Linked DNA regions of Homo sapiens: region 2 is linked to region 1. The links are chromatin contacts, found by Hi-C in ENCODE. All regions are on one chromosome and are shown on one strand. The core of a region is the stretch at or near the end of the contact, and the rest is flanking DNA. Distances in the headings are between cores, read along the strand shown. Region 1 holds the start of STAM2 (signal transducing adaptor molecule 2). Region 2 overlaps NEB (nebulin).

Region 1 (5,425 bases), core at 1,984-4,483:
GCAGCCTGCTAAGTGTTTTCCTTGTTTCACAGATGGGTCTAGTAATGGCAAAGCTTCTTATTCTGGATCAAAAGGTAAAGTTTTCCAGACGCCCTATACTTCAGCTTAAAAAGCGGAGCTTGTAGCTGTAATTGAGGTATGGACTGCTTTTAATATGCCTATTAATGTCATTTCTGCTGCTTCATACGTGGTTCATTCCACACAATTAATTAAAAATGCTGTTACTATTTCATACAGATAAACAACTAATGACAAAAACAAAAAAGGGGGAGAAATAGGGATTATGGGACAGCCCATACACAATTGAATCTAGCATTATTAACTTTAAATGTTTTGAGCCTGCCCAAAGAAGGCCAGATGTTATCAGCAGCTGAACAGCATCTACAGAAACCAGATGCAAAGACAGAAGCAGAACAACTGATTTGGTGGAGAGATCCGGTAACAAAAAGTTGGGAAATAGGTAAAATAATAACTTGGGGTAGAGGTTATGCTGTATTTCTCCAGGCCAAAATCAACAGCCGATTTGGATACCATCAAGACACCTGAAACCTTATCATTAGCCAGATGCCAAGGAAGAGATTCTGGGAGGATCCCAAGGACCCCCCCCCCCGGTTGCAGCCATGTTGAGACTGACACTGAGAAGGACCCCAACTGTCGTGAGCTATACCCATCAAACACAGCCACCCACCTGGGGACAGACCAAGAAGCTGTCACAGATGGCAGAAGAAAACCTGAGGAAAGCGGGACAACCAATCACAACGAGTAATTTAATGGTAGCTACCATAGCGGTGATCACCATTGCCATAAGTATTCCTTCAACAAGGGCTGCCGAGACCAGCTCGGTCGGGGAGAGCCTAACCTAGCGGCGCTAGAGGAATTAAAGACACACACATAGAAATATAGAGGTGTGAAGTGGGAAATCAGGGGTCTCACAGCCTTCAGAGCTGAGAGCCCCGAAGAGAGATTTACCCACGTATTTATTAACAGCAAGCCAGTCATTAGCATTGTTTCTACAGATATTAAATTAACTAAAAGTATCCCTTAAGGGAAACGAAGGGATGCGCCGAATTAAAGGAATAGGTTGGGCTAGTTAACTGCAGCAGGAGCATGTCCTTAAGGCACAGATCACTCATGCTATTGTTTGTGGCATAAGAAGGCCTTTAAGTGGTTTTCCACCCTGGAAGGGCCAGGGGTTCCTTGCCCTCATTCCAGTAAACCCACAACCTTCCAGCGTGGGCATTATGGCCATCACGAACATGTCACAGTGCTGCAGAGATTTTGTCTATGGCCAGTTTTGGCCATTCTCCTGAGGCAGGAGAATGGTGTGAACCCAGGAGGCGGAGCTTGCAGTGAGCCCAAATCGCGCCACTGCACTCCAGTCTGGGTAACAGAGTGAGACTCCATCTCAAAAAAAATTTTTTTTTACTATTCTGCTACCCAATATCCTTAAATAATTATTGAGTGCCTTAATCAAAATAAAAAATTCCCAGCTTGCCCTTTAAAATTCTTGTCAATCTGTTTCCTCTTATACCTAGTCAGCCTTGTTTTCCATTCCAACACTAAGTCTTAGACAAAAAGTCTTTATCTGTCCAAAAAATCTCTAAGTCTTTTTTTTTTTTCTTTTTTCGAGACAGAGTCTTGCTCTGTTGCCCAGGCTGGAGTGCAGTTGCCTGATCTTGGCTCACTGTAACCTCTGCCTCCTGGGCTCAAGTGATTCTCGTGCCTCAGCCTCCCAAGAAGTTGGCATTACAGGCTTGCGCCACCATGCCTGGCTAATTTTTGTATTTTTAGTAGAGACGGTTTTTCGCCATGTTAGCCAGTCTGGTCTTGAACTCCTGGCCTCAAGCAGTCTGCCCGCCTTGGCCTCCCAAAGTGCTGGGATTACATGCGTGAGCCACCATGCCCGGCCTCCCAATTTATCTTGAACATCCCTAGGTTCAACGTTCTATGAAAAACAGCCCCTTCTGCACGATTCCTTCTCATTTGTGCCCCGAACTTTATAAAATGCAACCACCTTTCTGAATGTGTATGAGCTCTCTATAGCATCAGGTCTTTATACTAGAGTTTGTAAAATGGTTTTGATTAATCTATTATTTAAAATGTTGGAGTAATTCTCAACATTTAAACATCATTGAAAAATTGCAAACTCTAGTAGGACCCACATTTCAATAAATGGCTGCAATTTACCAGTAGTTGACATCTTTAGATACGCACTGTTCAGTTAGAAAGTTACAGCTTCATTCGAAAAGCATTGAGCGTCTATTACTTGGGACACTGTTTTAGACGCTGGGGATATAGTAGTGACCAAAACTTATCAGGGAGTTTATAATCTAATGAGGAGGAGAGACAGGCAACATAATCATTACTACAGTTTTCTAAGAGGAACAGAGAATATGTGGGTGGGAAGGGTGCTTGGGCTTTTGCATTCATTTAAATACCTGGCTGGATGCTGTTGGAATTTGAGTTTATGACTCGTACTACCATCCGAATCGTCATACACCATCATGTACGTTATGCACTGCCCCTATAAAACTCTCAACAAGTCTAAGGCAGGGAGTGTGCCTCCTTCGCCTTTGGATTCCGGGGGCCCAGCAGTGTTTTTATGGAGGGGACACGATGGAAAGCGAAAAGTTAGGCGTAGTTACTTCGACCACCGCTGTCCCGGGTGGTTATTCTGACGGGGTTTGGACTGGGCGCCTGGGAGGGTGCAACACAATAATTGTTGAAGAGCAGTCAGGTCTTTCGCAGAATCTCAAAGCCACCTCCGCGCCGGCAGCTCCGTTTCTAGGGAAACAGGACTGTAACGCGTACGCGTCGTGGGTCCTCGTTCTCTAGCTACGAGTCCTGCCGCTCTGAAACAAACTAAATTCGTGACAAGAACTTGGCCCTCAGAGCCCGTCGTCCAACGCGAAAAACCACGGGTAACCGCGCCCCCTGCCGCGCCGCCGCTGGCACTGCAGCTTCCGGGGTCGTCCAGTTCCAGGCGGGACTACTTCCGGCTCCGAAGGTCCCCGGCTTCGTGGCTAGCCGGGGTCCTAGCGCTGGAAAGGTGGCCGTAGCGGCCGCCTGACCCCTACAAAAGTCTGGGACAGGGGCAGCGACAAAGGCCTTGGGAGGACGCCCATGGTCGGAGGGATCTCGCCCCGGGAGAAAAGTTGGGACAGGAGCGCGGGATCGAAGGGTGGACTCCGAGCCGGCCTGTCAGGCAAGAGCCGGGCAGGTGCGGTGGCGGAAGTGCAGGGACGGAGGCCGAAGCGGAGCGGTCTAGGGAGCCGCGGCCGCGGGTCACCCGGCGGGTAGCAGTTGCTGAGTGTCAGCTAGACAGCAGCGACTAGGGCTCGGGCGCCGGCGAGATGCCTTTGTTCACCGCCAACCCCTTCGAGCAAGACGTGGGTGAGTGCTGTGCCCGGTCCTGGACTGCTGTGTGCCTGGCCCTGGACTGCTGTTTGTCCGGCTAGAAAGTGGGCGGTAGCGACTCCGGGGACTAGGAAGCAAAGCGAAGGGAGGGGAGGGGCGGTGCCGCCCGCTCCTTCGACGTTGGGATTTTTCTGGGGCAACCTCGGCGCGTCGCTAGCGGTCTGGGGAGTGCTTCCTGCCGCCTGAGTTTGGGGACCCTCAAAGGGCCGTTCTCCTTGCCAAGCGTAGGATTTGGGAAGAGCCTAGGGCTCGCTGGAGACTGGACTGATTAAGTAGTTGTGGAGTTGGTGATTAAAAACTTCCTGCTCGTTCGACAGCTGGTTACCTCCGTCTTTGCCCCATCGTTTTCTGAAGATGATGCAGCAGTGGAGACCCTGCTGTCTAGAGAAGCCCAACACTAGACACTTGACACCTAGACAACCGCATTGAATAGGAAGAACTTACTTCCCCATTATTTATATTACTCATGCATTCAATCCCTGATAGGGTAGCTTTAAGATTTATTACAATTGTAAAGGTGTTGCTCTTCATCCCCGGATTGCAAAGATTGCGCGGGTGCTAGGAGATGTTCGGTTTTAGAGTATGAAAAGGAAATCTCCAGTCTCAAAACACTCCAGAACAACAAGTATTTTACATGTTGCAGTCATAAAGCGCTGGTCTCTCAGTGACTATAGAATGAGAAAAACATGGATAAGATATATACGAAATTATTTAGGAAATTTGAGTAACACTAAAACAAACTGAGAAATATATGTATGTATTCTCGAAAGTCTGGGTCTCACTATGTTGCCCAGGTGCGACTAGAATTCCTCCCACCTCAGCCTCCACCTCCGTTTCCCCTTCCCGAGTAGCTGGGACTACAGGTTTGTTTTTTGTTTGTTTTTGTAGCAGTAGTTAACAGAACCCTAGGTAAATTTTTAGAACTTGGAAATGGGGTTGGGGCGGGGAGACTCAGAAGAATACTGCACATCTCAGCAGTAATTCCCCTGTTTCATAGTTAACATTTGGTTATTAGGAGACTGTAGAAAGTGCCCTATTCTGATACGTTGTGTAATCCCCTAAGCCATTTTAAAAAACATGTTTGAGTCAAATAATATATGTAAATAGTTCAAATATGTATGTTCCTTACTTCATTAAACTTTTTTTTTGGTGGATGAATACAGGTGACTGGCGTAAATCTGGGAAACATCACTCTTAAGGCTCACTGTTTCCTTTTGGAACGCCTCATTGCAGTATTCTTTTGTTTGAATCATACAACCTTTGTGCAACCTGTACTTTTAAAAAATTGCTATTATGAACACTTTGATTCTGTTCTAATGAAATAAAACAGAAGGCGCAAAATAGAATTAGACAAATGATTTTAAAACTTAAAAACCGTGAATTCTTTTCTTCAATATAAATTTTTCTTGAAAGTTCATTGTTTTCTGATGGAAAAATTCTCTGGTACAAGTAGGCAGAGTTGCTCTGTCTGTTCTGTTCTAAACCTTTCCCTGCCTGGCTCCCGAGGCCCCAGCATTGGTTTAGTGGATCACAGTTTAGTCCTACAGTTGTAAAGGAGGCACTGCTGTTGAGATTAAAAAAACAAACAAACAAAAAAACTGTGTCTAGATTATTTTATGGCCAGTGCCATAAGCCAGAGCTTCAAGTAGTTACATATTAGCTTAAGCATGACTGAATTCAGAACCCCAAAGGCATTTTAAGGGTGAAAGAATGAATTTGAGGCCCTCCTGTAACTTCTGGACAAGAGAATGGAATTAGAAAAAGTAGAATGAAATACTAAAGAGCTCAAATTGGACTTGCACGTATATCATAGAAGAAAAATTATATATTACGTTTTTAATATCTTAAAACTTTTCATTTCAAATCGTTAATACAAAGCAAGGGTCAGGCGCAGCGGCTCACGCCTGTAATCCCAGCACTTTGGGAGGCCGAGGCGGGTAAATCACTGGAGGTCGGGAGTTTGAGACCAGCCTGACCAACATGGTGAAACCCCGTTTCTACCAAAATA
Region 2 (5,425 bases), core at 2,926-5,425, 540 kb after region 1:
AGCAAGGCACTATCTCTACAAAAAACTTAAAAATTAGCCAGGTGTGATGGCGCATGCCTGTAGTGCTAGCTACTCAGAAGCTGAGGTGGGAGGATCACTTCAGCCCAAGAGTTGGAGGTTGCAGTGAGACATGATTGTACCACTGCACTCCAACCTGGGCAACAGAGAGAGATGCTTTCTAAAATACAAAACAAAACAAAACAAAAAAAACAGTCATGTGTGCAAAGACTATTTAATGACACATAGAAATGCTTATATAATAACTGAAAAGAGCAGGCACAAACCCATATACAATATGACTTCTAATTATATTCTCACACACGAATCATAACAAATTATTTTAGTGGCAGAATTACATCTTAATTTTTCTTTTTTTTCTGTGTGTATAAATATACAGACATTCTTTGCAGGCAAAGATAATTTTTATTGAATCTGCGGTACTTATCTAGAATTGTGCCTGACACATAGTAGATACTCAATGAAATTTTGGATCATTGAGCATATAAAACCCATGCAGGAGAATTTCATTTTTATTGTCATTGTCATTGCAGCATAATCTCCTGAAATTTATACATCTAAAAATTAAATATTTTAAAAACAAATTCTAAATTCTAACAGAATGACTTTCACATTAAAGAATGTATTAAAGTAATGCCTATCTATATGGTATATATTTTATATAAGATATATATTTCATATGTGATGATATGTGCTATATTTATTTTCTAAATTGTTTCTACATCTATCATATAATTTACATATTCAGGGAAAATTTTTTTTTTAATAAATAGAGCAAGTTAGGCTTAGTGATTGCTTTTTACTAAAAGTTAAAACAGATGACTATCTGTCTTTTTCTTCTTTTAGTTCAAGTACAAAGAAGGCTATCGTAAGCAGCTCGGCCACCACATTGGTGCCCGAGCTATACGTGATGACCCCAAGATGATGTGGTCCATGCACGTGGCCAAGATCCAGAGTGACAGGGAGTACAAGAAGGACTTTGAGAAGTGGAAGACCAAGTTCAGCAGCCCAGTGGACATGCTGGGGGTGGTGCTGGCCAAGAAGTGCCAGACCTTAGTCAGCGATGTGGACTACAAGAACTACCTGCACCAGTGGACATGCCTGCCCGACCAGAGCGACGTCATCCATGCTCGGCAGGCCTATGACCTCCAGAGCGATGTGAGTACTGAGAGTCATAATAACGTGCAGAGGTGGGAAATTATTTAACACCCCTTGGAGAAAATGGCAATATATGGCACAAGCTCACCAGCCCCTGGAGGAGGCAAATAGCATTGCCTTTATCGACAGGAATTTTAATCCTTTAACCCTTCAGACCAAAGAGGAATATTGTGTGATACCTGGCCCGTCCACCAAACTAAATTTTGAGAGTGCTTTTACTTGATCTCTTATCCTTCAGATGAAAATGCATTGCTGATACAGAGATAAATATTTATTGGCTATTTGTGTCAACAGAATATGTACAAGTCTGATCTCCAGTGGATGAGAGGCATTGGCTGGGTGTCCATTGGCTCTTTGGATGTGGAAAAATGCAAAAGGGCAACTGAAATTTTGAGTGATAAAATCTATCGCCAGCCTCCAGACAGATTCAAATTTACCAGTGTGACTGACTCTCTGGAACAAGTGTTGGCCAAAAATAATGCCATCACTATGAACAAGGTGAGACTTCAAAATTAAGAATCGAAGTGGGGCTCCTAAAGCTGAATCAACAAAAAAGAAACATTAATGAGGAAAGAAAGAACATTGAGTAATAAAAGGCATCTATCTATCTGTCTATGTATCTATTGGCTTCTCATCTATCTATTAATAACTGATATATATCATGTATATTTTGATATTTAGTCATTGTTTCATGATTTTGATAAAGTAGCATATTTTATCAAAAAATAGTCTGCATAAAATATGCTTATTCTCATTTTCCTTTTGTTAACATACATTTCAGATTATTAGAAGGCATTTATAAATACACATTCCTTTATGAACTTATTACCCGAAGATGTGCATAAAACACATAATGTGTATAAAACACATAACCTTTTCTTTTTTTTTATAAAGTTTTTGTGGCCCTAAAATTCCTATTAACTATACACAGAACTTTTTTCCTGATGAATTTGTGTATTTTTTTTGATAGCGTTTATACACAGAAGCCTGGGACAAAGACAAGACTCAGATCCACATAATGCCAGACACACCAGAAATTATGTTGGCAAGAATGAACAAAATCAACTACAGTGAGGTGAGAGCAGATTCTTTGACATTTGCACACTGCTGCTTATTTCAGTTGATCTACTCTATGATGACATGATACCAAATGACAGCTTTAGAAAGAATCTTTTTCATGTTTCATGTGAATAACAACTCTTGCATTTCTCAATCACCATCATAAATGTCAAACTTTATGCAATATGAATTATCATTTAGGAAATACAAATGACATGAACTAATTATTTAAGCTGTAACCATGAGATTATGTAGACCATTTTCTTTTATTATTTTTTTGAAGTTAGGATATTAGCAATTGACCTATACATGTATCTCCCCTTTATGCTAAAGCATAACTGTAGTAAATATATTTTCCATATATTGTTCCTAAGTGTGGTTTAGGATCCAAATTTAAGATTTTTAGTATATAAGATTAAAGGCAAGAACTAAAATCCACAGTACTACCAGGTAACCCACACACACACACACACACACACACACACACAGAGAGAGAGAAATATCTGTCAGTGTAAATATTAGCAAGCCCATTTCCTTTCACTTTCAGTGTGCACAGGGCCACGTGCCATCATTCCAGAATCATAGAGGCTTAGGCAGAGAGTCAAGCCTCCACCCTAGTGCAAAGGTACCCCTCCCCACAAATAGGTTTTTGACCTGCCTTTGCTTAAGGGTTCCCAGTGACAAGGAGCTGATCTCATAAATCAGTCCATTCGTTCTGGAAAATTTATGAGAAAGCTTCTGATGTATTGAGTCACAACATTTCTCTCTGTAAACTCACATAGTCCTCTGAAGCTGCACAGAACAAATCTGTGCCAACCCCCAGAGATGGAGAGCAGCACCAGGGTGCCTCCCCTGCCACCTTCACCCCAGGTTCACCTTCAAATCCAATATCCCAAGCTGCGGGGCATTCCTCACATGACATCACTAGTAAAATGTGACTCTCAGAACTGAGCAAAATACTATGAGTGGGGAATGACTGATGTAGAATACACTTAACTATCGTATTTCCTCTTCTGGACATATGACCTCTATTCTGCATCCTGTGCTCCCAGGATACATTGGCAGCTGTCACTGCTGGTGCACACAGAACTTGAGACCAACTTAAACTCTAAGACATCTTATGTGGACTAAAGTTAGGTTTCTTCCATCCTGCATTTATGCGTTTGGTAATTTATCTCTGTTCAAAGATTGGCATTTATCTCTGTAATTTCTTCTTCTTAGACTGAGCCTGTGGGTATAAGCCTGTGGAGATTTTTGTGAATCTAAGATTCTGTCAGCTGATGTGTTAGTTATTTCACCTGGCTTTGTGCCACCAGCAAGGAAAATATTGTTTATTTGGCAGCATAAATCAACACACAGAGCATAATTTAGAGAATTTAGATGGAATTGCCACCATCTTAAGTAATTATTTTGGAAGTGAGACTGTAATTTTAGTGCTTGTATAGCTAGCTTTTAATTGTCACCAAAAACTAAAAACATCAAGTCTTACTCCCCTGTCAGAAAGGACTGAATTATTAGCCAAACCTATAATATAGGTCCTGTTACAGGAAACCATGCATTACATGTGCAAGAATTTCAGGAAACAAAGGGCTCCCCCTGTGTCTAGCTAGTCAGCATTTCTGGATTTCTCAACTCTGTCTTTGCTGAAAAAGCTCAGAGATGTGTTAGTGCGGCTACTCGGCTGCCAGTCCCAGGAGGCCCAGGTGCCCTTCCCCATTTTGCCCGCAACCCCCTATTCCACCCACCCAGACTGGGACGCTGCCATGGGCGCTCCCCTCTGATGTTAAAAAGAAGAGAACTTTTTGGCTGCTTTCCTATTTTCTGTAGAATTAAACACCAACTTCTTAGAATGAGGCGTTCACAGTCCAACTCTGGGCTATTCTCAGCCCTCTCCTGTGAACTCCTCCCTGGGGCCTCACCCACTTCCTTCAACACCCCTCCGCTTCCCCTCCACAGTGGTGCCTTGATTCACGTGATTTCCTCTGCACTTGATGCCACCTTAGTCTACTGAAACTCTGCTCAAAGTCTAACTCAAAGGTCACCCCATCTTCAAGAACTTCCCTGATTCTCAGTTCAGAATAAATGACTCCTTCCTGGAGCTCTTCATTATTAGTGTGGTTTGACTTTTCAGCAGTTGCTTCCACAGGTTATCAGTCTCTCCATCAGTTCTCCCAGGAACCTTTAGGTTGAGAGGGGTCTCAACCTCATCTTTGATTCCCAAGTACCCCGCACAGTCAGAGACACAGGGTCAGGGCAGAATAAATGTGAGTTGAATTGATTGCCATGATCAACAGTTAAGCCTTTCCCTCCCACCCACATTTTACCATGCTAGAACTATGAGTTTCAGCTTAATTTTTCCTGTAATTTTTAAACTGGATTTATTGTTTTAACTAAAATTTTTTAAAACAACCTGTAATATGTATATATACTTAATTCAACATAATTTTTAAAGTAAAAAATAAAGGTGCATTGGGCTTTATGGGTATCTTTTTTTTTTGTTTTGTTTTGTTTTTTGAGATGGAGTTTCACTCTTGTTGCCCAGGCTGGAGTGCATTGGCACAATCTCAGCTCACTGCAACTTCCGCCTCCCAGGTTCAAGTAATTCTCCTGCCTCAGTCTCCCAAGTAACTGGGATTGCAGGCATGCACCACCACACCCAGCTAATTTTTTTTATATTTAGTAGAGATGGGGTTTCACCATGTTGGCCATGCTGGTCTCGAACTCCTGACCTCAGGTGATCCACCCGCCTCTGCCTCCCAAAGTGCTGGGATTACAGGTGTGAGCCACCACACCTAGCCTCATTTTTGAGTCTTCACTTCAACAAACATGCAGAAGGCTTAGAACTCTCAAAAGAAAGATTATTATAGGCACTGTCTGTGGAGAACTTAGTGAATTGTCTTAGTCCTCTGTCAGTTTTTAGATATAAATGTCAGCATCTGATTTTTTTTCCCCCAAATTTAGAGTCTGTACAAACTTGCTAATGAAGAAGCAAAGAAGAAAGGCTATGACTTGCGAAGCGACGCCATCCCCATCGTGGCGGCCAAGGCCTCCAGGGACATCATCAGTGACGTGAGTTGTCAATTCCATTCTGAGTATGTGATCAATCTAATGTGGCATTTTCACTGAACTAAATCTTAGAAAAGAACTTTTCCTGGACCTTTGAAAATATATCCTGATATATTTGTGTAGG

What was found. A loop is a pair of places that touch in the nucleus more often than their neighbours do. Pooled maps may share reads with other maps.
Region 2: a map of naive thymus-derived CD4-positive, alpha-beta T cell shows a loop between it and region 1 (6-fold over the local background). The contact joins the enhancer-like site here to the promoter of STAM2 in region 1. A Hi-C loop is called at or near these places in 1 of 168 maps with a recorded cell type or tissue (naive thymus-derived CD4-positive, alpha-beta T cell), 1 of 37 single-sample maps with no recorded cell type and 9 of 50 pooled maps.

The regions. Positions count from the first base shown.
Region 1 is chr2:152,173,571-152,178,995 of GRCh38, reverse strand. It overlaps STAM2 (signal transducing adaptor molecule 2), which reads left to right and starts at 3,233. Exons shown (of 14, transcript NM_005843.6): 1 at 3,233-3,393. The coding sequence starts at 3,354. LOC105373689 (a long non-coding RNA gene) reads right to left here and starts at 3,463. Exons shown (of 3, transcript XR_923477.3): 1 at 2,439-3,463. It overlaps LOC105373688 (a long non-coding RNA gene), which reads left to right. Exons shown (of 2, transcript XR_923475.1): 2 at 33-136. RefSeq lists enhancers at 2,876-3,295, 2,772-3,295, 3,456-3,595, 3,646-3,695.
Region 2 is chr2:151,636,106-151,641,530 of GRCh38, reverse strand. NEB (nebulin) reads left to right here. Exons shown (of 182, transcript NM_001164508.2): 61 at 865-1,176; 62 at 1,471-1,674; 63 at 2,147-2,251; 64 at 5,197-5,304. Among named protein-coding and RNA genes, the nearest start is that of NEB, 96 kb to the left of the region's middle. Within about 2 kb of position 4,175, at least 11 of the 41 ENCODE cell types and tissues checked have a DNase peak (open chromatin) inside an H3K27ac peak, as active enhancers do.